Linked DNA regions of Homo sapiens: region 1 is linked to region 2. A link is a loop called in an ENCODE intact Hi-C map of the cell type or tissue named here. Cell type or tissue: PC-9. All regions are shown on one strand. Each heading gives the region's core, and the rest is flanking DNA. Links, peaks and the distances in the headings are about the cores only. Region 1 overlaps NR6A1 (nuclear receptor subfamily 6 group A member 1). Region 2 holds the start of PSMB7 (proteasome 20S subunit beta 7).

Region 1 (12,224 bases), core at 1,354-9,353, 200 kb after region 2:
TGGGGATGGGTAGGTCAAGATGAATGAGTCAAGATCTTATCCTTGAAGAGCTCAAGCCAGCAAGCCAGTGTAAGGGATAATGATATCTATCTTAGAAGAGGGGCAAAATACAAGGTGTGCTCAGAGAAGAGGTGCTTGTCTTAGCTGGGGTGCCAGTAGCTCACCACTATTTTCTTGGAACCTAATATGTATCTGATGAATATCTGGAAGGGTTTCCCAGAGAAAGTGATAGCTGAGCTGTGCAGCTATACTGTTTAGCTCCTTGTGTCCCAGAACCTTGTGCTTTTTGATAAGGTTTCCAAACAAAACTAAACAAGGAATTTAAAGCAGATGTCAAGTAACAAAGGATAGGTTTCCACTGCTGACTTGAACCACTCTTCTCTTCTGCCCCTCACTCTCATAGTCCACCCAGATTCCCAGGAGCAACCTTCATTTGGAACAAAAGACAAGACTTATGCAGACCCTCCATAGAACTGACCCCGGGCTCAGATGTGTAAGGACAAATCAGTGTGGAAAGCAGAGAAAAAAACAGTTCCAGGACTGAGAGGAGACCAATGACTTCTAGAAAATGCTTTCCTGGGACTTCTTCAAGCATCCCTTCTTGACAAGCCTGCTTGGACAGATACCCCAGCATCTCTTCAGGACTTAAAATAGCACTGCACCTAAAGGGAAGAGTACCAGGAACATAAGCAGGGGGAGCTCACATCTGAGCACTATGCAAAGGAACCTCATAGATACTCCCCTCTTCTCAGTTACTTAACTGGGTTAGCAGATGGGCCAGTTGCAAATCACACCAATCTAAGAATTTGCCTGCCAAGGAATTATACCCTTAAAAATGATCCAATTTCAGTTACAACTCTTGTACTGTGGGTAAGGTAAACCCCCATATATCCTATCAATGTCAATGCAAAGTAGTAGTTTGGGTTTTTCTTTCTTTCTTTTCTTTCTTTCTTTCTTTCTTTCTTTTCTTTCTTTCTTTCACATCTTCCATCACACAACCATTATACAAATTGGTACAACATTTTGAGAGGTTATTTTTGGCATTATTTATTAAAGCCAAGCCCATGCTTTAAAATGCCCATGCCATTTAATATAGCAGTTCTAATTCTAGGAATGTACCTTACAGAAGTACTTGTGCAGGAGTGAGAAGATATTCATGGCAGTACTGTATATAGTAGCTAAATAAATTTTAAAATTCAAAGCCAGGAGTGGTGGCTTATACCTGTAATCCCAGCCTTTGGGAGGCTGAAGAGGAAGGATCGCTTGAGGCCGGGAGTTTGAGACCAGCCTGGCCAACATGGTGAGACCCTATCTCTACAAAAAATTTAAAATTTAGCTGGATGTGGTGGCACATACCTGTAGTCCCATCTATTTGGGAGCTGACACGGAAGGACCAATTAAGCCCAGAAGTTTGATGCTGCAGTGAGCTAAGAAGGTGCTACTGCACTCCAGCATGGGCAAGAGAGCAACCCTGTCTCTAAAATAAAATTAAAATTAAAATTAAAATTAAGGCCTGGTGTGGTGGCTCACACCTATAATACCACCACTTTTGAAGGCCAAGGTGGGCAGATTGCTTGAGCCCAGGAGTTTGAGACCAGCCTGGGCAACATGACAAGACCGTCTCTAAAAAAATAAATAAAAATAAAAAACACAAAAATTAGCCAGGCATGGTGCCACACACCTGTAGTCCAAGCTACTAGGGAGGCTGAGGTGGGAGGATCGCTTGAGCCTGGGAGGTTGAGGCTGCACTGAGGCGTGAGCAAGCCACTTTCACTCCAGCCTGGGTGACAGGGCAAGACTCTATCTCAAACAAAACAAAAAATAAATAAGTAAATAAAAATTAAAAGAAAAGCTCAAACTTTGCAATCAATAGGGGGATGGCTAATAAATCTGTATAATACAAAGAACATTACTGGCATAAAGAAGTCTATAATATCTTGTTAATGAAAAGAATCAGTTTGATCTCATTTACAAAAACATATATTTAAAAGTATATAAAAGTTTACAGATGGACTTCTGCCACCCTAGCCAAGATGGAGTAATGGGGACCAGATTTGGTCACCTGGCTGGGGCAACTACAGAGCTGGACAAACCATATAAAACAATGATTTTCAGGTACTGGACCTCAGGCGGCCAAAGACAGTGACTCCAGAGAAAGAGGAAACAAATAAGGGAAGTCCTACAAATACCCACCGAAGCCCTGAGTTTCCAGCCTAGAGCACAGGAAGGGAGAACCCAGGTAGAGCTCAACAGTCCCAAGAGTTGAGGATTAGAAGCTGGGAGTCCAGGAGGCAGGGCAGCTGGAGTTCACAAAGAAGAGGGCTAGGAGGGAGAGGGCTATGCAGAGAGAGCACAGCTGAGATCTGCAGAGGGGTCCTCCAAGTCTTCAGCTGAGGACTGATCAGTGCACATATACGAGAAAAATTACCCAAAGCCAGGGAAAAAATCATCCCAAAGGAGTAGAGGGAACAATTCTGGGGCTCCATAGGGCCAAGAATAGTTTCTGTCTCCACCAGCCAGAATGAAAAACTTTCAAAGTTAGAGAATTTATTTCCTGAAAGTCCTAATTAGCATTTATATATCCCCCAACAACTGGCCCTCGGGTATTCTAAGAGCACTGATTCACTTATCAGATTAGCTGTTTGTCCTATTCAATCTATAAATGATAGAATCTAAGACAGGTGGTGATGGCAGGTTTGTGGCATGAGAGATGGATAAGTCAGCAGGAGCCAGAGAGGCAACTCCAACGGGTTGAGAGAATAGATCCTAAAAATATACTCTGCCTTAGGCTCCTCTTGACATAGACAAAAGTCCGCCACTATATGCAAAAATTCCCTTTGTAAATCAGCTTGGCACAAAAATGACTGTAAAGATAATATCATCATAACCCCTCCTCAATGAACTGGCTACCACACTGAAATTTTCTTTTTTTGTTGGTGCTTTTCAAGTCTCTGCAACTCTGCCCAAACAGACCTTCCCATTTACCATGTCCTTCTTCTTTGCAAGAGACACTCAAATGCATTAAAGACAATCCTTGCAAGCCTATTCCTGGAAAAATGGCTCTTCACAATCTTATTTGCCCTTGTGGTCCCAGTGATATAACTGGATTCAAAGCCTGGTATTGCTCTTTTAATGGTGTTTACTCAGTCCTGGTGAGGTTCACTTTTCACACAAATAAGATAGTTGGATTCCACTGAATGTTTCTATTCAGATCAAGTTAATACAAAGTTGGAGAGCTTAGATTCTTTATCATGTAACTTTGAGAATGCTCAGATGAATGCAGCATAAAAAGAAATTGCTGAACTTCCAGGCTAATGCATTAAAAACTGCATAGAATGTAATTCCATCATTACAATGCCCTAATTAGAAAGATAAATTAAGCAAAATGGGTAGGATGCTTTTTACAGTAAGTGTTTCACAACTAGTCATAATGATTTGAAAATCAACACTCAGCAAAATGATAATAGGCCTCTGAGAGGAAACTGGAGTAGGCACATATAGTTGGGGTTCCAGCGTGGGCACCAGGTACAAAACTGAGAAGTAAAATCCTGGTCTCTTAAAGGCCCATATAGCACCTTTAAAATCCTGCATGTGTATATGGTGAATTCTATAGAGGTCAAACACTGGAAACTAGCAAAGGTTATTATAATCAGTAGCAACACAATATTTATTTCAACTATTTCGTAATCCTAATTATCCCAACCTTCCAACTTTCTCCATTCCCCCACAAAGCACCTAACAAATCCTTGTGAAATATAAGGGTTTTTGCCTTTTTTTTTTTCCCAGAATGATACAAAACTTGGTAAGCAGACACTGAGTCACAAGGCTTTTGTCAAAGAGCTGAACAAGAGAAGACTGATTATAGGTTAAAATTTACATGTTCCTGGAATTCAGACAATTAAAATGAGCAGTAGCTAGAATGTTTGGAGCCAGAAAAACTTTGCCACTTAGTACTTGTACAATCTTAGGTTTTATTTATTTATTTATTTATTTATTTTGAGACAGAGTCTCGCTCTGTAGCCCAGGCTGCAGTGCAGTGGCACAATCTCCGCTCACTGCAACCTCCATGACCATGTTGGTCAGGCTGGTCTTGAACTCCTGACCTCAGGTGATCTGCCTGCCTCAGCCTCACAAAGCTGGGATTACAGGCGTGAGTCACCACGCCCAGCTCATTTCTGTTTTAAAACCAAGTTTTATTTGGCCATAAAACTTGTTGGCAGCTCATGAAACAGAAATTTCCTGAGATAGAAAAGAACTAATTGGACAGGCGCAGTGGCTCACATCTGTAATCCCAGCACTTTGGGAGGCCGAGGTGAGCAGATCACCTGAGGCCAGGAGTTCAAGACCAGCCTCGCCAACCAACATGGTGAAACCCCAACTCTACTGAAAATACAAAAATTAGCCAGGCATGGTGGCGCATGCCTGTAATCCCAAGCTACTCCACTGGCTGAAGCAGGAGAATCGCTTGAACTCGGGAAGCGGAGATTGCAGTGAGCCAAGATCGCGCCAATGCACTCCAGCCTGGGCGACAAAGCGGGACTCCATCTCAAAAAAAAAAAAAAAAAAAGAAAAGAACTAGAACTAATCACAATCCCACAACCACATAAACAAAAACATATATATTATAATATACTGAGGGGGTGTCTTTCTAAGCATAACATGAAATCCAGATATCATTAAAGAAATGATGATCAGATCTGCATCTATATAAAGGTCTAACTTCTAAAAGGCAAAGATCCCAAAATATATATACATACTTATACACACACATATATTAGTATTTACAAAACATAAAGAGTTCCTAAAAATCAGTAGGAAAAAGACAAGCAAACCACCCAATGGACAAAGAATATGACCAGGCAAAGATGCCCTAATATGATTAGAATGAGTAACAGTGAAAAGGTCACTAATAAAAACTCAAAAGTAAAGCAACCATTATAAACCATTTCTCATCAGATTGGCAAAAAATTAAAAATAGTGGTATATTTCAGTGGTGAAGTTTTGAAGAAATGGGTATGCTCATACAATGCTGGTGGTTGATGTACAACTTGAAAACAGCTTACAGGATCTACCAACATTTAAACTACACACACCCTGTGACCCAAAAATACCACTTCTCTCCATCTTAGAGAAATACACATGTTCACAAAAATATACGTATAAGGCACATTTATTACAATTTTAAAAAGTCAGAAGAAACCTAAATACTGATCAGTAGAGGAAGAGCCAAGATGGAGAGATGGGTAAGGAGATTAGAAACCAGACTTTTAGACTTCACCCAGTCAATCTGCAAGTCACTCATTCTAGATTTCAGCCAGGCTGCCAATCATTCAGCTAATTCCTCCCTCCCGTTGTTTATTAGCACCACTAACATAAAAGGAAATCACTCCAGCTTTGAGAGCCAATTTTGAAGATTCCCGGGTGGCCCTTATCCTACATAAGGCATTTCTTCAATGGCTGCAATTGGTATATTCTGCCTGGTTTTTGTTTTGTGGTAAATATTTTCATTCTATTTTTGTCTTTTATATAGTCAATTTCAGCAGCTGTAAGCCAGTCAACTGAATGGAAACACAATTAGCTAGCGCAGGGCACCTAGGTGTTATTATTTGGCCACTACAAATAATGCTACAGGGAAAGTTTCTGTACTTGTATCTTTTCTAGTGTCTGATGAGCTATTTTCAAAGGAAAAAGTCTTAGGGCTGGGTTATGAAGTTGGAAACTATAGAAAGCTTTATGAGTGGCTCCCTACAGCTTTGTCAGTTCCCCTAGTGATTGGACCCATCCAAACCGCTGTGGGTGTCCTAGAGTCCACCAGCAGAGGGCAGCATCCCCCAGACCAACAAGGCCTCAGGATGCAGACATTAAGCCTGGGGAGTGAAGAAAAGTGATCAGAAGACAAAGGCAAAATCCACAGAACATGCTAACCAGGGCTTCCAAAATTTGGGAGGTATGGCAGACCCTCGTACCTGCAAGATAACTGGGATTATCCACAACTAGCAACACCTAACACTCAGTGTCCTTGATTCCTTAACTGGCACCAAGATAAAAAAAAGTCACCTCCTCTTAAACAGGTATATATACTGGCCATGCCAAACCTTTATCAACTAGAATCTTGCCAAGCAACAAAGATTACTGAAGCCCAACCCCTGGGGAGACTAAACAGGCGATGCATTATGCTGCTGGCCTCATTTTGGCAGTTTCTGTTGAAAGAAAGAATGGAAAGGGCAAACCTACATATCCATCACAAATGTCTGGTTTCTCATTCCCTTTACTTGGCTTCATTTTAAACTGAGCTGGGGGCAAGGGAAGGATACTGTAAGCAGCAATGAGTTGAAAGGTAACCATGGCCAGGTACGGTGGCTCACACTTGTTATCCCAGCACTTTGGGAGGCTGAGGTAGGCGGATCACTTGAGGACAAAAGTTCGAGACCACCCTGGACAACATAATGAAACCCCATCTCTACTAAAAATGCAAAAAATTAGATGGGCGTGGTGGCATGTGCCTGTAATCCCAGCTACTCAGGAGGCTGCGGCAGGAGAATCACTTGAACCCGGGAGGCGGAGGTTGCATTGAGCCGAGATTGCACCACTGCACTCCAGCCTGGGCAACAGAGTGAGACTCTATCTCAAAAAATAAAAAAAATAGAATAAAGGAAAAAGAAAGGTAACCACGAGCCCAGAGCAGTTAGGTTACAGGTCAAAGAAAACAGAAATCACTATGGTTGAAATGTCTCCAACAGTGTTCACTTTAGATCATTAACCAAGTGAGTCATCCTAAATTAATCTGAACTAAAGTTTGGGCCACTCGATATTTCAGCTCTTGAAGGTCTAGGGAAATACCACATCCTTACCTATCAAGAGGCGAGACACAACAACTATTATTTGCCATTTGTTCACTGCCACTGATATGCTAACTTCTCCCTGGAACATTTATATGATCTGTATCACAGCCCACACTACAGTCATAATAAATAATACAGCATTGGTGAGAATAGGAAAGCAGGCTCTCTTACACCCTGATTGCAGAGTTGAGGTGGTAGGAGAGTAGGGGTGGGAGCAGTATTTACCACCATTTGGGGGAGGACGAATTTAGCAGCACCAAGATTCAAATGGATAAACTCTTTCACCTAGAAATTCCACTTCCAGGGTTTTACGCTACAAAAGTAATGCCATAAGTAAGCAAAGTATTATACAAGGATATTCACTGCAGCCCTATTCATAATAGAGAACAAATAAAAACAATCTAATTCCCACCAACAAAAGATGAATGAAATAAATCCTGGCATATCTATTAACGCAACCATTCGTTAAAACAATGAGACAGATCCATGAATCATATCATGGAACAATCTCTAACACAAATTAAGTGAAATAAAACAAGCTACACAATTAAGTATGTAATTTTAATTAAAAAAAAAATTTTTTTTGAGACAGGGTCTCCCTCTGTCGCCCAGGCTGGAGTGCAGTGGCGCAATCTTGGCTCAATGCAACCTCCGCCTCCTGGGCTAAAGTGATCCTCCTGCCTTGGCCTACCAAGTAGTTGGGACTACAAGCGCCTGCCACCACACCTGACTAATTTTTGTATCTCTGTAGAGATAGTGTTTCACCACGTTTCCCAGGCTGGTCTGAAACTCCTGAGCTCAAGCAATCTGCCTGCCTTGGCCTCCCAAAGCGCTGGGGTTACAGGCATGAGCCACCATACCTGGACTATAATTTTTACTTTTTTTAAAAAAACTGCATGTTTGGAAAGTCTAGAACCAGAGTATACATCAGACTGCCCAGGTTTCAGTTTTGGCCTGCTGCTTACTAGAAGTGTGACTTTACACTTCATCCTCAAACTTCAGTTTCCTTATCTGTAAAATAGGGAGGGGGGCACATATTGCCTTCAAAGGATTATGATGAAAATTCAATTCATTTATTTTATTGGCTGGCTGAGGTGGCTCACGCCTGTAATCCCAGCACTTTGGGAGGCCGAGGCAGGTGGATCACCTGAGGCCAGGAGTTCGAGACCAGCCTGACCAATATGGTGAAACCCCGTCTCTACTAAAAATACAAAATTAGCCAAGCATGGTGGTGCATGCCTGTAATCCCAGCTACTTGGGAGGCTGAGGCAGAAGAATCGTTTGAACTTGGGAGGCAGAGGTTGCAGTGAGCCAAGATTGCGCCATTGCACTCCAGCCTGGGCAACAAGAGCGAAACTTCATCTCCAAAAAAAAGAAAATTCAATTAATTTGTTTTATTGTTTTATATACATATATAAATATAACTGATTACACACAAATAAGGTAGCACAATATAAATGAATATATATAAATAAGGTACCTGCCATATAGCAAATGCTCAGAAGATATAGAAGATGATAATGATTATTATTAACATCACTACCTCTGAGAAGTTGAATTAAGGAGGTAACTTTGATTTACCAAGTTTTATACTTCCGTAAATAAATAATTTTTCAGAATAGGCATGAAGTACTTTTATAATTAAAAGATATACCCTTATTCCCAAGAGAAATGAAAACATATGTCCAAAGACTTGCATGTGAATGTTCATAGTAGCATTATTCACAAATGCTCATCAACTGGTGAATGGATAGATAAAATGTATGGCATATCCATACACTGGAATATATTCAGCACAAAAAGGAACTGACTACTCAAGTGCTATGGCACGGACAAACTTCAAAACCACCATGCTACGTGAAAGCAGCAAGACACAGATAATACATATGGTATAATTCAATTTATATGACATGTCCAGAAAAGACAAATCTATAGAGACAGTAGGATTAAGGATTGCTGGGTTTAACAGTAAAAGGGCAGAAAGGTCCTTATTAAGATGATGAAAATGTTCTAAAACTGATTTGTGGTAATGGTTGCAAAACTTGGTAAATATACCAAACATCGCTCAACTGTACAGAGTAAATTATGATATGTGAAACATGTCTCATTGTTTAAAAAAAAAAAAAAGGTTTAAAAAGATACATCCTTACAAAACCATGCCTATTTTACACTTATATAATGCTCTGCCCTTGGGAGGGGCTTTAACTTGCATTTCTCTATTTCATCCTCCTAACTATCATGTGAGGCAGACAGAGTAGGGACCATGCTCTTTGGAGAAAAAAGAAAAATGATGTTCAGATTAGGCCACAGCTACTGCTAGCAAATAAAGCACCCAGAGCCCAGATCGAAACACAACTAACTCAATAGATACAGTGGTAAAAATGTACCAAGACTTCAAGATTCCAGGAGTAATAACCAAACAGTGATCACAAGTACAGTGATGACCAGGGGCTTTGCCTGCAAAGTATACTCCTTTTTAAAATTCTTTAACTTTTTGAATAAATGTGCACTTAAGAAATCTGACATAAAACATGCTTTTTGTTCCTTACACAGTCTGGCTAAAAGTCACATCATTATGGATATGCATAGATTCCCTGACACAAGAAGAAACTTCCTTTTCAGTAGCTCAAAAAATGCTTAGCATACATTGGGGATTCAAGAAATGCTTATTAGGCTGGAAGTGGTGGCTCACACCTATAATCCCAGCACTTTGGGAGGCCGAGATGGATCACTTAAGTCCTTGAGTTTGAGACTAGCCTAGGAAACACAGTGAGACCCAATATCTTTAAAAAAAAAAAAAAAGAATGAGTGGGGTGTGGTGGTGGTGCAAGCCTGCAGTCCCAGTAACTTAGGAGGATACGGTGGGAGTATCACTTCAGCCAAGGAGGTTGAAGTTGCAGTGAGCTGTGACCATACCACTGCACTGGAGCCTGGGTGACAGAGTAAGACCTTGTCTCAAAAAAAAAGAAAAAGGAAAAAAAGGAAATGCTTCTTACTAATATGAAAAATAATAGCAAATTTTTTAAAAGTTTAATTTGAACATACTGTAAATGAATCTAGCATTTCATTTTGTACAGAAAAACTGAAGAGAAATGACAAGAGATAAAACCTAAACCATAAGCCACACAGAAATGTTTTTGAGGGGGCAGGGGAGGAAGGTGGTTAATTTTTGGCAATCATTGTGCTAAAAAGCCACAGGCATTCCCAGCACCAGGCAAGCAACCAAGAAAATAACAGCCGAGCATGGTGGCTCGTGCCTATAATCTCAGCACTTTGAGAGGCCGAGGCGGGCTGATCTCTTGAGCCCAGGAGTTTGAAACCAGCCTGGGAAACATGGTGAAACCCCGTCTCTAACAAAAATACAAAAAAATTAGCCGGGCATGGTGGCATGCAGCTGTGGTCCCAGCTACTTCGCAGGCTGAGGTGAGAGGATCGCTTGAGCCTGGGAGGCAGAGGTTGCACTGAGCTGAGATCACACCACCACACTCCAGCTTGGGTGACAGAGTGAGAAGAAAACAAAAGTCTGGCATGACCAACCAGTATTTTCCCACGCTCTTCTCCAGTTTACACTGACTAGGGTTTACAGAACTGCAACAAGAATTGGTTCTGTGTGTAATATCCCATGTCCTTCACACTAAACTGGGTTGACAATGTCGGTGATCTCCCTAAGTCCCGTTTTCCAGATGGAAAACTAGGTTCAGACCGGCAAAACAGCAAAGTTTCTTTGACATTTTCTGTTGCTCACTGCTAAAAAGATTATGGCTTTTCAGCTGTTAATTGAAACACTGTGTGTCAAATCCTGATGCCTAGTTGAGATAACTTTACTTAATCACATTCTCTGAGGAGAAATGTCTTAGAAATAGCTGTTAAATAAAATAAAAGTTAAGCAAACTACAAATACTGAACCACTATAACGTATTTGGGACTTTTGTTTTGATACTTGATATATTTTTTCAGGATTTGGGCACCTACAGAGGATAAAGACTATCAGGAAAAGTCACAAGCCATAAAGAAACAGGTTTTGGGAATGGGGTAGAGCAACAAAAACACTGGAAAACCTTAAAAAAAAAAGAGTAGGAAATTGAGCTCAATTCTGGCTTCAATGGGGGTGGAGGAATGAACTTCTCACAGAGGTGTAGATCCTGCACAAGCAGGGCACAATGTCTGAACGGGTTCAATTTGAAAAAGGGATTTTGCAGAGAGAAATGGACCTTGGAAAATGGTCTATAAACCAATGGTTGTTGGGGTCCCTCAGAAGACTCACAATGTAATAAAACTACAGAAGCATAACAAGGAGGCTATGATGAACTCAGGGCCAGGCAATACTACTAAAAATCCAGAAGTATATTTCCCTCCACAGTGTGCCAAATAAGAGGTCTATCCCTGTAGAGGTTGGCAGGATTGTCTCTGCCTCTCTTATCAGCCAGCCCTCTGCAGAGGTCATGGCAGGACAAGAAAGGGAAACTGTCAAAATGAAGTGACTTGAAGGAAGGTAGGGATATGATGGCAAGGTGTCAAGACTTGATCTTTGGACAGTTCTGAGTTTTCAAAGAGTTTGGGGGAAAGGAGGCCATTCAGGCAAGCAAAGAGCTAGGAAGGAAAGGAGATTCCTTTCAGAGGACTGAGAGGATAGTGTATGTCTCATGAGTCCAATTATTATTATTATTATTTATTTATTTATTTGAGACAAGGTCTTGTTCTGTCACCCAGGCTGAAGTGTAGTGACATGATCACAGTTCACTGCAGCCTTGACCTCGCGGGCTCAAGATCCTCCCACCTCAGATTCCCAACTAGCTAGGACTACAGGCATGAGCTACCATGCCTGGCTAATTTTTTTTTTTTTTTTTAAGAGATGGGGTCTCACTCTGTTTCCCAGGCTGGTCTTCTGGGCTCGTGTGATGCTCCTACCTAGGCCTCCCAAAGTGCTGGGATTACAGGCATGGGCCACCACACCCAGCCTGAGTCCAATTACTTAGAATCATAATATCCTGTCTTAATTTCTCCTCCCTACCCCCTGAATATTTAGTGAGGGAAGCCTGTTTTAGCTGTTCTAGCCCTACCTCAGCTGTACTATATGGGGTCTTGAAGGAAAAACTACTTATCTCTGCTTAGACCAGAAAGTTAAAGAAGAATGGATGTCTAACCACCCACTAACATCTGTTTGACAGACAACATAAGCCTCCTCCCCTTTCTCCACACTTTTTCTTCTACCTTTATTAAGCCCTTACTTTGTGCCTGGCACCAGTGTTAACTGTTTTACATGTATCACCTCACCAGAGTCTTTTAAGTCTGAATGTAAGTTTATTATTCCCATTTCAGAGATAAACTAAGGCTCAGAGGTTAAGTTGCCCAAAGTCAAACAGCTAGTAAAGGGCAGAGCTA
Region 2 (12,224 bases), core at 2,000-9,999:
ATTGTGCTACACTTTCAGGATTTAAGAAAAGGTTTCTTAGTAAATGCTACTAATTGAATCCTGAGTAGGTAAGAATTATTCCCATTTTCAAGTGAGGCTCAGGTGTCGGGTAAATTCCTTGTAAATCAGAGCTAATCTGGAAAAAACCTGGATTAAGACTCAGGAATCTTTCCATTAAATTAGCCATCACTATCAATTTCCTTTTAAAACATGTTGCTTTTCTTTAAAACATGTTGCACAGGTAATCATTATCCCTTTTGACGTTTCCAACAATTTAAGGCAGGAGTTATCTCCATTTGATGCATCTGAAGGTGTCCCTGTGAGAAGGAAAGTGAGCTGCCAGAAGTTGGAATCAGCACTATAGAGTTCAAAGGTGAGACAGACCTGTCTGACCCCAAATCTCGTGATCTCCCATCACATACTTCAGCTTCCTAAACTAGTAATTAAGAAGCTAACTGACCTGTTTAAAAAAAAAAAAAAGAAAGAAAGAAAAAACCTCAGCAAAGTGAGGAAAGAACATAAACTGTTAAGAAGCACACAAAACCTGACAAAAGCAGTCGCTCCTGAAAGACGGTCTCCTGATGTATTCTATAGCATTTGCCTTTCCAGACCGAGCCGGGAGAGACACCGGAAGCCAAGTGTTCTGATTCCTGTTGCCGGTTCAGTCACTGCTGCTCTTAGCCTAACCCGGCTTACCTTATAGACCACCCCAGCGATGGTCGTGCCAGTTTTCCGGACCTTTGGAAGCTTGTATCCCCTCTTTGCAAAATCGGCTTCCAAGACGGCATTCCTAAGAGCAAATGAGAGAATCAAGTGTTGAAGGGCAGGACCACATCGCACAGCACTGGCATGAAAAGTGCCTAACAGAGAACTCAGGAAAGCTGCTACTTGTTTTCACGCCCATCTGTTTAATGAATCCTCCCACCATCAGCACTGTTCTCCCGTTTTCCAACGAAGACAGTCTTACAAAGGGGCCGTGACGTGCCTTAGGAGACGGAGATAAACGGTGGCCGAGTGCGCTGGGAAGGTGGGAGAGCAGACCCGGCTTCAGGAGAAACCCACGCCCAGGCCCTGATTCCCCTGAGTCACACTAGCCGCGGGCCACAGGCCCCGCCATGAATTCTTCCCTCAGAATTCTCGTATCACACCTTGGCCCAGCTCCCACCCGAGCACCGCACTCTTCTCCCTCCCTGAACCAAGCCCCAAGCAAGGCGGCACCTGCGGCAGTTATCAAAAGAGAAGCCTCCAACTGGTGGAGCATACACCGACACAGCCGCCATCTTCCCAAGAAAGCAGTTCCGGGTCGGAGGCGGGTGCAAACAAAAAGAGCCGAGCACTTCCGGCGTCGCTGGCAACGGGGGCTGAAGGGGCGGGGCAAACGCCGCACTAGAACGATTGATCTTAGAGATTCTGGTTCCTAGAGAGGCCAGAGATGTTTGAAGTATATCGCCCCAAGTGGCACGGAGGAGAAAGTGACACCCGGAACCGGGAAAGGACTTGTCCAAGGTGAACGCACCAGCGACCAGGTCTCCTGCCGCTCAGACTGGACTTGTTTCTACCGTTAATTTGGTTCTGCGGTGCTTCAGAGACAGACAGACCCAAGTCCCAGGCACAGCCCCACCACCCCCTTGCGTTAAGCAAGTCTCTTCAACTCTCTGAATCTGTTTCCTCCGCTATCAGATGGAGATTACAACCTAGCTCAAAAGGCTGCTGTAGAATGGCCATTAAGTCTGTGAAAAGAGGCTCAACATGATTAGTCATAGGGTGAATGCAAAGCACGACCACAGTGAGATCCCACTTCGCACCCGCTAGGATGGCCATAAACAAAAAGACAGAAAAGCGCAAGGGTTGCGAGAGTGTGGAGAAATTGGAACCCGAATACACGGCTGGTGAGAATGCAAAACGGTGCGGCTGCTCCGGAAAACAATTTGGCAGTTCCCCAAAAAGTATTATCCTCTTAGATACGCACCCGAGAGGGTTGAAGACATGTATTCACAAAAACTTCTACAAAGGTGAGGTAGAAGGCAGGCCTCCATTCAGAGATGGGGCTGAGATACCTGACCAAATTGAGGACTAGCTAAAACAGGGCCTGGACGGAAGCTGTCTTCCCTAAGACTCGCTCACCAGCCAGCCAAGTCAGTTTACCGTTGCCATGGCAACACTCGTGAGTTACCGCCCCTTTCCATGGCAGTGGCACCATAAACCAAAAGTTACTACCCCTTCCCTAGAAATGCCTGCATAAACCACCCCTTAATCTGCATGTAATTAAAAGTGTGTATAAATATGACAGCAAAACTGCCCTGACACTCTGCCTAAGAGGGTAACCCTGCTCTGCAGGAGCAGTCATGGAGCTGTAACGCCGCCACTTCAATAAAGCCGTTTTCTTCTGCCTCTAACTTGCCCTTGAATTCTTTCTTGGGCAAAGCCAAGAACCCTTGTGGGCTCAGCCGCACTTTGGGGCTTACCTGCCCTGCGTCAAAAGGGGTCTCATTGGCTGGGCGCGGTGTCTCACGCCTGTAATCCCAGCACTTTGGGAGGCCGAGGTGGGCGGATCATGAGGTCAGGAGATTGAGACCATCCTGGCTAACACGGTGAAACTCCGTCTTTACTAAAAATACAAAAACTTAGCCAGACGTGGTGGTGGGCACCTGTAGTCCCAGCTAGTCAGGAGGCCGAGGCAGGAGAATAGCTCGAACCAGGGAGGCAGAAGTTGCAGTGAGCTGAGATCACGCCACTGCACTCCAGCCTGGGCAACAGAGCAGAGACTCCGTCTCAAAAAAAAAAGCGAGGGGGGGGTCTCATTATTCACAATAGCCAAATAATGGAAACAAATGTCCATCCACTGATGAATGGATAAACAAAATATGGTAAATTCATTTAATGGAATATTATTAGACCATAAAGAAGTCTGAAGCACAGATACATGTTACAACAGGGATGGACCTTAAAAATATACTGAGGGAAAGAAGCCAGGCACAAAAGGCCACATAGTGTATCATTCCATGTATGTGAAGTGTTCTTAATAGGCAAATCCACAGACAGAAAGTAGATGTTTGGTTGCTAAGGGTTAGGGGAGGAGGAGAGAATGGATAGGACTGTTTAGTGGGCGCAGAGTTTTTGGAAAATGATGAAAATATTCTGGAATTACATAGTGGTATTGGTTGCACGATATTATGAATACACTAAAAACCACTGAGTTGCACACTTTAAAATGGTTAAAATGGTGACTTCTACGTTAGGTGAATTTTATTTTATTTTATTTTATTTTATTTATTTATTTATTTTTTTGAGACTCGGTCTCCCTCTATCACCCAGGCTGGAGTGCAGTGGCATGATCTCAGCTCACTGCAACCTCCACCTCCTGGGTTCAAGTGATTCTCATGCCTCAGCCTCCCAAGTAGCTGGGATTACAGGCATATGCCACCACGCCTGACTAATTTTTGTATTTTTAGTAGAGACAGGGTTTCACCATGTTGGCCAGGCTGGTCTCGAACTCCAGACCTCAAGTGATCTGCCCACCTCAGCCTCCCAAAGTGCTGGGATTACAGGCATGAGCCACAATGCCTTGCCAGTGAATTTCATTTTAATAAGGCTATTGTGAGTATTAAACATTGTACATGAAGACCATCTATCTTAGCATGTAGAAGCTTCTTATAAATAGTTATTATTAATAATACATTCATTTCATCCTGTCAACAAACCTAAGAGATAATTATGTAATTCAACTCATTTTACTGAGGGAATTGAAGGCTCCTTTTACAGCCTGAATGACTGTGGAATGAATTAATTTATTCACTCAACAAATATTTATTGAGCTCCCATTATGCGTCAGACATGGTTCTAGGTGCAAATGAATGAATGAAGCACCTAGAACCAGTGTCTATCACAACTGTGTGTTTAATAAACATTTGTCAAAGGTTGAATTCCCTTTCGTTACCTCTGAGTTTTCCGTTGAAATTAGGGAAATAAATTCATATTCTGCAGTTCTAGCCCCTAGTAACTCAGTAGCTGACCTTACTTGGAAGTATTCCAAATGAATTGAATTTGATTTGATATTACAGAGGTAATCAAGTTAAAAATGAGGTCACTAGGCCCTAATCCAACAGGACTGGCGTCCTTATAAAAATTGGAAATTTGGGTCGGGCATGGTGTCTCACACCTGTAATCCCAACACTTTGGGAGGCCAAGGCAGGTGGATCACTTGAGATCAGGCGTTCAAGACCAGCCTAGCCAACATGGTGAAACCACGTCTCTACTAAAAATACAAAAATTAGCTGGGCATTGTGGTGGGCGCCTGTAATCCCAGCTACTCAAGAGGCTGAGGCAGGGGAATCACTCGAACCTGGGAGGAGGAGGTTGCAGTGAGCCAAAATCATGCCACTGCACTCCAACCTGGGCAACAGAGAAAGACTCTGTCTAAAAAAAAAAAAAAAAATTGGCAATTTGGAGACAGACATGCACACAGGGAGAACCCCATATGAAGATGAAGGTAGACACTGGAGTGATGATCCTATGGGCCAAGGAATGCCAAAAGTTGCCATCAAACCACCAGAAGCTAGGCGCCAGGTCTGGAACAGTCTGCCTCACGGCTCTCAGAAGAAGCAACTTTGCAGACACCTTGCTTTGGACTTGCACCCTCCAGAATGGTGAGACAATAAATTTCTGGTGTTTCAGCCACCCAGATTGTGGTACTTTGTTATAACAGAGCTAGGAAACTCAGACACCTCCTGAGCTCACAGTCCAGGGGAGGAGAGGAAGTCTCAGAAAAGAAAGACTCCCAGCGCTGTGTGCCAACTGCCAGGCGGGGGAAGCATGGGAATGCGAGTGGGGGGCACACACTCTAGGGAAGCCTAGAGGCTCAGACGGTGTGGAGCCCATCGGGACGACAAGGCAAGAGGGTCAGGCACGTGGGCGAAGGCTTGAGATGTGCCAAAAACAAAACCAAACCGAAAACCCTGGACATGGTTTTTAGGAAACAGTCGTGAGGCTTCTGCAGTGGTACCTGCAGCCTCCGGGGGGTGGTGGTGGGTGCCTGAGTCCCGCCGTAGGGTCTCAGTGGGAGCTAGGAAGCCAGGGCCCAGCCAGGCGTGGTGGCTCATGCCTGTAATCCCAGCACTTTGGGAGGCCCAGGCAGGCAGATCACTCGAGGTCAGGTGTTCAAGACTAGCGTGGCCAGCATGGTGAAACCCCGTCTCTACTAAAAATACAAAAGTTAGCTGGGTGTGGTGGCGCCCGCTTGTAATCTCAGCTACTTGGGAGGCTGAGGTGGGAGGATTGCTTGAACCTGGGAGGCGGAGGTTGCAGTGAGCTGAGATCACACCACTGCACTCCAGCCTGGGCAACAAAGCCAGAGTCTGTTTCAAAAAAAAAAAAAAAGAGAAGCCAGGGCCCCGGGCACAGCACAGAGAGCTAGGAAAGCCGTTGTAGAAATGATCTGTGACCTCGATTTGCTTGAGGGAACTTTCTCTTCCTACCTGGGTTTCTTTGGTATCTTTGATTTTTCACACCCAGACTGGGCTGAGGAGGGGACATTGTTTCCTCTTACAGCCTCTGGAGGTGGCCCCGCAGAGGCACTCAGAGCCCAGCAGAGGGCGACCAAGAGCCTCCAGGCGGCCTGGACATAAAGCAAGGGAGTCAGCCGGGCGGGGATGGGGGCAGCCGGGCAGGGATGGGGGCAGCCTCTGCACCTCCAGGCATGTGGAGGGCAACCCTAGATCCCTAGCACTCAGAGATCCCCACTCGGCCTCCCTGCCCAGCATGGCTGCTGCCCCCTGGGACTGCAGCCCAGCCCAGCTGGCCCTCCCCTGGGCCTGGACACAGTCCCACTTCATCCCTGGCAGTGCTACCAACCCCAACTCACCAGTGAAGCCACCACTTCTGCTGTGGATTTGGCTGGGTGACCTCAGGAGAGCCATCAGGCTCTCTGTGCCTCAGTTCCCAAATAACACAGTAACAACCAACAGTCCCTGAGAGCACTCAACATCCTGGGCTTGGACCCAGCCATTCTGTGTGCAGGATCTCATGATCACCCTGGACACCTAGAATGTGCCAGGCAGTAGGAAAGCACAATCAAGAGACAGACACAGAGCCTGTCCTCAGGGAGCTGGCAGTCCCCAGGGACCAGGCATCATGGCCCCACTTTATAGATGAGGCAACCAAGGCCCGGAGAGGTGAAGTCACTAGCTCAAGGTCATACCGCTGATATGACTTGAGAGTCAAACCACACCCCTCCCAGCCACAGACCACACACAGCACCACTTCCCCCACCCCTGACAATAAGGGCCCAACTGGAACCCGAGTTCCAACCGGAACCCAAGTTCCCTCGTATTCTGCCAGCACACAGGTGGGGTTTCCTCCTCCAGGACTCAGGCCAGCTCAGCTACTTGCCAGCTGCAGGACCTTAGGCTGGTGTCTTGACCTCTCCGAAGTTCAGTTTCCTCATCTGTAAAATGACAGACTGTTGCAGTGCTTATCCTGCCCCACACGCATCGAATAAGAACACGCATCGTAAACTATACAACACTTCATGTATTCATTATTTATTAAACCCTTCCTTGGTGCCAAGCTTGGTGCCAACCCTGTGCTAGATGACAGCCTTGGGGGCATTGGTCTGGCGTCTAGGCCTCCAGTTCACTGTGCTAAGTGCCCTAAAGGACACGAGCCAGAGCACAGCCAGGGAAAGAGCTTCCAAGTCTGCCTGAGGCTGCAGGTGGGCACCCAGAGGACAAGAGTTAGCATCAAGACCAGGGGACGAGGGTGCATCTCATGCTGCCGAGAGCTCAGCTGTGCGTGGCCCTGGCATCACCCTGGATTTTCCAAGAGCCCAATAAGCAGCACCCCCCACCCCACCCACCCTGCAGGCTGCCCAGGAACCCAGCATGGGACAGGCCCTCAAAGGCCCACCTGCATCCTCTGTCACGGTAAACACATCTGAGGGTGCACCCTTCAAGGAGACTTGGCCATCTTCCTCTTGCAGGGAAAGCAGCCCATGATGCTCCTGGTTGCTATGGCAACTGGGCCCTTGTTTTTCCTTCTTCATAAATAAGCTATAAATAGACAGGGCAGACCTGGGCGCCTTCCTTTGCATAAATTACAGCAGCTGCTCCAGGCTCCAGGGCCCCTGGCACAGCACCCAGGTGCCAAGCCTCGCTGCATGGGCCACAGAAACACAGCTCCCATGGGAGGGGCGCAGCACGGCACAGGGCAGCATCTCAAAGTGTGGATTCCTACCACCCATCCAGACTCTATTGGGGTGCTGAGCAGATTTTGGGGCCCACCTGAGACCTCCAGAATCCCCACCACTGTGAGCAAGGCCTGGGACGGCTGGGCCCTGAGTTTGCCAACTCCAGCTGCTGGAGAGCAGGAGGGGGCATCCCTCCCTTCTTCGTATCCAGGGGCTGTTCAAGTCACAGTGAAATCATGAGAATACTCCGCACTTCCTCAGTGGGTTCCAACAACCAAACACTCTCCCCACCTGGTTTAATCATCATGTTTAACATCTATTTACTGAATCCTTTCTCTATGCCAGGTGCTACGGTAATCACCTTCCATGCCACAACCCAATTCATTCATCAAAACACCATCTGAGGTTTCCAGCTTACAGGTAGGGGACTCTCCACTTGGAGACAGGAGTTGTAACACAAGGTCACGCAGTTGGTCAGCAAGAGAACTGGAATTTGAACCCAAGCCTGTCCTGGTTAAAGCTCATGTTCTTAATCCCAGCCTCTCCTTTTAGCATACCTGATTCTCTTAATAATTTCCGAGGGAGGGAACAGCAGGTGGGATCCTTTAAGGGGGAAGGAACAGAAAAAGGAGCTGAGACTCAGAAGGACCAGGGCCCGACCCACAGCTTCACAGGGAGGACAGTCAAGGCTGAGACTTGGGTCTGTGGAAGGCAGGCTGCAGAGAGTGGAATTACTTTCCCTAAAGAGGGGAAGATTCGGGGAGACACAATTGCCTGGAGGGCCTGGGCAGACTTCTTGGAGGAAGTGAAGCTGTAACAGAGTCTTGGAGAATGGCAGTGGAGAGAAGGAAAAAAGCATTCGAGACAGAGAGAGCAGATAAAGCATTCAAGAAAAAAGCATTCAAGACAGAGAGAGCAGATAAAGCATTCAAGAAAAAAGCATTCAAGACAGAGAGATAAAGGCTCGGAGGTGTGGTAGCGCCATCCGGCTGGCAGGATAGCAGGCAGATCAGTCCGGTTATGGGCCAGGGGCAATGTGGCCAGCTGGCCAGGCCCCAGTTAAGAAGGGCCTTGTAGAGGCCAGGCGTGGTGGCTCATGCCTGTAATCCCAGCACTTTGGGAAGCTGAGGCGGGCAGATCACCTGAGGTCAGGAGTTCAAGACCAGCCTGGCTAACATGGTGAAACCCTGTCTCTACGAAAAATACCAAAAAAATTAGCCGGGCTTGGTGGTGCACATCTGTAATCTCAGCTACTTGGGAGGCTCAGGCATGAGAATCACTTGAACCCAGGAAGTGGAGGTTGCAGTGAGCCAAGATTTCACCACTGCACTCCAGTCTGGGCGACCGAGTGACACTGTCTCAAAACAAAAAGAAGAAAATCCTTGCAGGCTGGCTCAGAAGCCTGGGCCTATCGCAAGGACATTGGGAAGCCATCAGTTTTTTTTTTTTTTTTGAGATGGAGTCTTGCTCTGTCACCCAGGCTGAAGTGCAGTAGTGGGATCTCTGCTCACTGCAGCCTCCGCCTCCAGGGTTCAAGCAACCCTCCTGCCTCAGCCTCCCAAGTAGCCAGGATTATAGGTGTGCACCACCACACCCAGCTGATTTTTGTATTTTTATAGAGATGGGGTTTCACCATGTTGGCCAGGCTGGCCTTGAACTCCTGACCTCAAGCGATCCACCCACCTTGGCCTCCCAAAGTGCTGGGATTAGAGGCGTGAGCCACCACCCCAGCCTCCATGGAATGCTTTTGAGCAGAGAATCAACATGACCTCTAGAGAAAACGGGTTTCCTGCTTGACGTGGGGGTTTGAACAGGGCTCATCACCCGGGACAAGGTATTCTGAAGGCTGCTGAACCACGGGTGCTTTCTCCATCAAATCTTGCAGGATCCATCTCTGAATGTGTCTCCCGGACCCAGACACATCCAGCCCCATTATCTTCTCCATGCTTCAGACCTGCCTCGCCCTAGGTAAATGCTGCTCCATTCATTCACTCATTCATTCACTCCTTCAGATGTTCCTTACATAAACTCCAATCCTGTGTCTGGTACCATGCGACGCACAAGAAAACAAAGACTCTGCCCTCAAGAGAAATGGATACAGAAATAAATAAGCAAGTAAAAGGATCAGAAGGTTCTGATAGAGACTGTGTGGATTACAGAGATTCCAAGGAGAGAAAAAGTCAACTCCCCCAGGGGAGGAACAGCAGCAGCAAATGCTCTGAGGAAAACAGGAGACTGTAAACAGGACGCAGAAGAGGAGCAGGGGTTGGCTAGCTGGGGTTGCAGCGAGAAGAGAGTGGGCAATTCCAGAAGGAGGGGACAGTGTGAGCAGATCCGTGGAGGCGGGAAACAGCTGGGCTTGTTGGAGAACAGAAGATGAGAGGAGTAAGAGGGCGTGGGCAGCTGGAAACCGGGCATCCCAGAGTAGGAGGCAGGGGACAGAGGCTGACACATCACAGTGTGTGAAAACCACTCCGGCAGCCCGTGGGAGGACGGATGGACAGGGAGAGAATGAAAGTGGGAGAGCAGGGGCGGTGGGGGTGCTCCGGCCACAGATCAGGGAGGAGAGGAAGGTAGCCTGAAGTAGGGTGGTGACAGTGAGAACAGCGAGAGGGAACAGTCACTGGAGATATGACAGAGGCCAGATAGACAGCACATGGTTGAAGTTTGGATGTTGAGGAGAGGTAAAAGGAGGAGTCGACGTTGTTCTCCGGGTTATCTGACTTTGGTAGCAGGAAGGTCCACGTGGGTGCCTTGGGGACACGTTGCATTGGAGGTCCCCGTGGGTCCCTGGAGCTCGAGAGAAGGGTCTGGGCTGGGGAGAGAGTTGCAGGAGTTCTCCAACAGCAGCGAGAAGGCTGTGGAAGTCCCAAATGTGAAGACAACACAGGAGAGTGGGCAAGGGAGAGAAGAGAGCTAGGGATGGTCCCATGTGTCAGGCAAGCAAAGACCGAGTGGGCAAAGAGTGGAGTGAAGGGGAACTAGAGGGGAGTGACATCACAGCCGCCAAGATCAGAGTGCCCGGAGATGCAGGGAGAGCACCTGAGTCCAGCACCACAGACTCCAGCAAGCAAGAGGAGGACAGAACTGTGTCCATGGGGCCATCAGGTCTGACAAAGACCTTTTCTGTAATGATAATACTCAGTGTTAGGGATGATCTGGTGAGATGAGCACCTTTAAGGGTTGCTAGTGGGAAGGCAAAATGGTATAATAGGAGCTTCTGGAAAGCTCTTTGCCAGAATAGTTCACGATCCTTGAAAAAGTCCAGAACATTTGACCCCAACATTCCCCTTCTAGGGATCTATCTTCAGTCAAAGATTGGTGTATAAAGACGTTCATCATAGAGGTCAGGTGTGGTGGCTCATGCCTGTAATCCCAGCACTTTGGGAAGCCGAGGCGGGAGGATCACTTGAGGCCTGGAGTTTGAGATCAGCCTGGGCAACATGGTGAGACCTCATCTGTACAAAAAATAGAAAAATTGGCCAGGCAAAGTGGCACGCACCTGCAGTCCCAGCTGCTCAAGAGGTTGAGGTGGGAGGATCACTTGAGCCCAGGAACTCGAGGCTGCAGTGAGCTGTGATTGTGTTCACCGCACTCCAACCTAGGCGACATAGTGCAACCCCATCTGTTAAAAAAAAAAAAAAAAAAAGGTTCATTGTAGCATTATTCATAGTGGATTATATATTGAATAATGAAGTATATATTGGATACTGAAATGGATTAAATGTTATAATATGTAGCAATATTATAATGAAAATCTAGAAATCACTTTAATGTCAAACAATGGGAGAATAGTTAACTAGTTTATATGAAATTTATGAGGCCAAGAAAAATTATCTTCAATGCATGTTTAAGGACAGAAGAAAGAATGAGAAAATGGACACAATGTGTATGGTTTTATGTGTGGGGGTATACATTCTTTTTTTAAAAAAATCCTATTATTAATAGTGGTAATTCCTTGCTGGTGGGATTTCAGCAAGGATTTTTTTTTCAAATTTTCAAGTTCTCTACATATTTATTACTTTTTTCCTCCAAATTATCATTGTGAAGTTTTTCAGAGCTTCAGAAAGCTACAAGGATGGTTCAATAAACACACAGAGACTCTTTATCCCAGATTTACCATTTTCTCTTCTCTCTCTCGCTCTGAACCATTTGAAAGTTACACAACACAGCTGGGCGTGGTGGCCCACGCGTGTAATCCCAGCACTTTGGGAGGCCGAGGCGGGTGAATCACCTGAGGTCAGGAGTTGGAGACCAGCCTGGCCAACATGGTGAAACACCATCTCTACTAAAAGTACAGAAAATTAGCCAGGCATGGTGGCGGACTCCTGTAATCCCAGCTACTCAGGAGGCTGAGACAGGAGAATCACTTGAACCCAGGAGGCAGAGGTTGCAGTAAGCTGAGATCACACCACTGTACTCCAGCCTGGGCAATAAGGGCGAAACTCTGCCTCAAAAAAATAAATTTTTATATATATACATATATATATACGTATATACACACATATGCGTGTATGTATATACGTATATATGTATATATGTGTGTATATACGTATATATGTATACGTGTGTGTATATACGTATATATGTATACATGTGTATATACGTATATATGTATACATGTGTGTATATACGTATATATGTATACATGTGTGTATATACGTATATATGTGTATATGTGTGTATATACGTATATATGTGTATATGTGTGTATATACGTATATATGTGTATATGTGTGTATATATGTATATATGTATATGTGTATATGTATGTATGTATATACACACATATATGTATATATTTTTTAAAAGAAAAAGAAAATTACCCAACACTCCACCCCTAAATACTTAACCGTGAATCTCCAAAAACAAGTTCATTCTCCTATACAACCACAGTGCCATTCTAGGAATTCACTATTATTTAATTTCAATCCACATTCAAATTTCCCCTATTGTCCCGGGAATAACTTTCATAACTTTTGTGATCCAGCATTCAACCAGAGACCCCACACTGAATTCAGTCGCCATCACTCTTCAGCCT

The links. Peaks named below come from ENCODE experiments on the same cell type or tissue, not always from the same donor. Only the 100,000 strongest peaks of a DNase experiment are listed, where the experiment ranks them.
Region 1: a loop joins it to region 2, with 13 times the contacts of the local background. A loop is called at or near these places in 4 of 110 quality-filtered maps.

What each region holds. Positions count from the first base shown.
Region 1 is chr9:124,611,855-124,624,078 of GRCh38, forward strand. All of the region lies in intron 2 of NR6A1 (nuclear receptor subfamily 6 group A member 1), which reads right to left. Among named protein-coding and RNA genes, the nearest start is that of MIR181A2HG, 40 kb to the right of the region's middle. RefSeq lists an enhancer at 5,795-6,296. In PC-9, for the core only: a CTCF peak has its summit at 5,826 (motif pointing right); DNase peaks (open chromatin) are centred at 5,847, 6,117 and 6,777; H3K27ac peaks cover 1,419 bases.
Region 2 is chr9:124,414,146-124,426,369 of GRCh38, forward strand. It overlaps PSMB7 (proteasome 20S subunit beta 7), which reads right to left and starts at 1,297. Exons shown (of 8, transcript NM_002799.4): 1 at 1,219-1,297; 2 at 697-790. The coding sequence starts at 1,280. RefSeq lists an enhancer at 1,204-1,253. In PC-9, for the core only: CTCF peaks have their summits at 5,601 (motif pointing right) and 5,801; no DNase peak of the experiment used is centred there.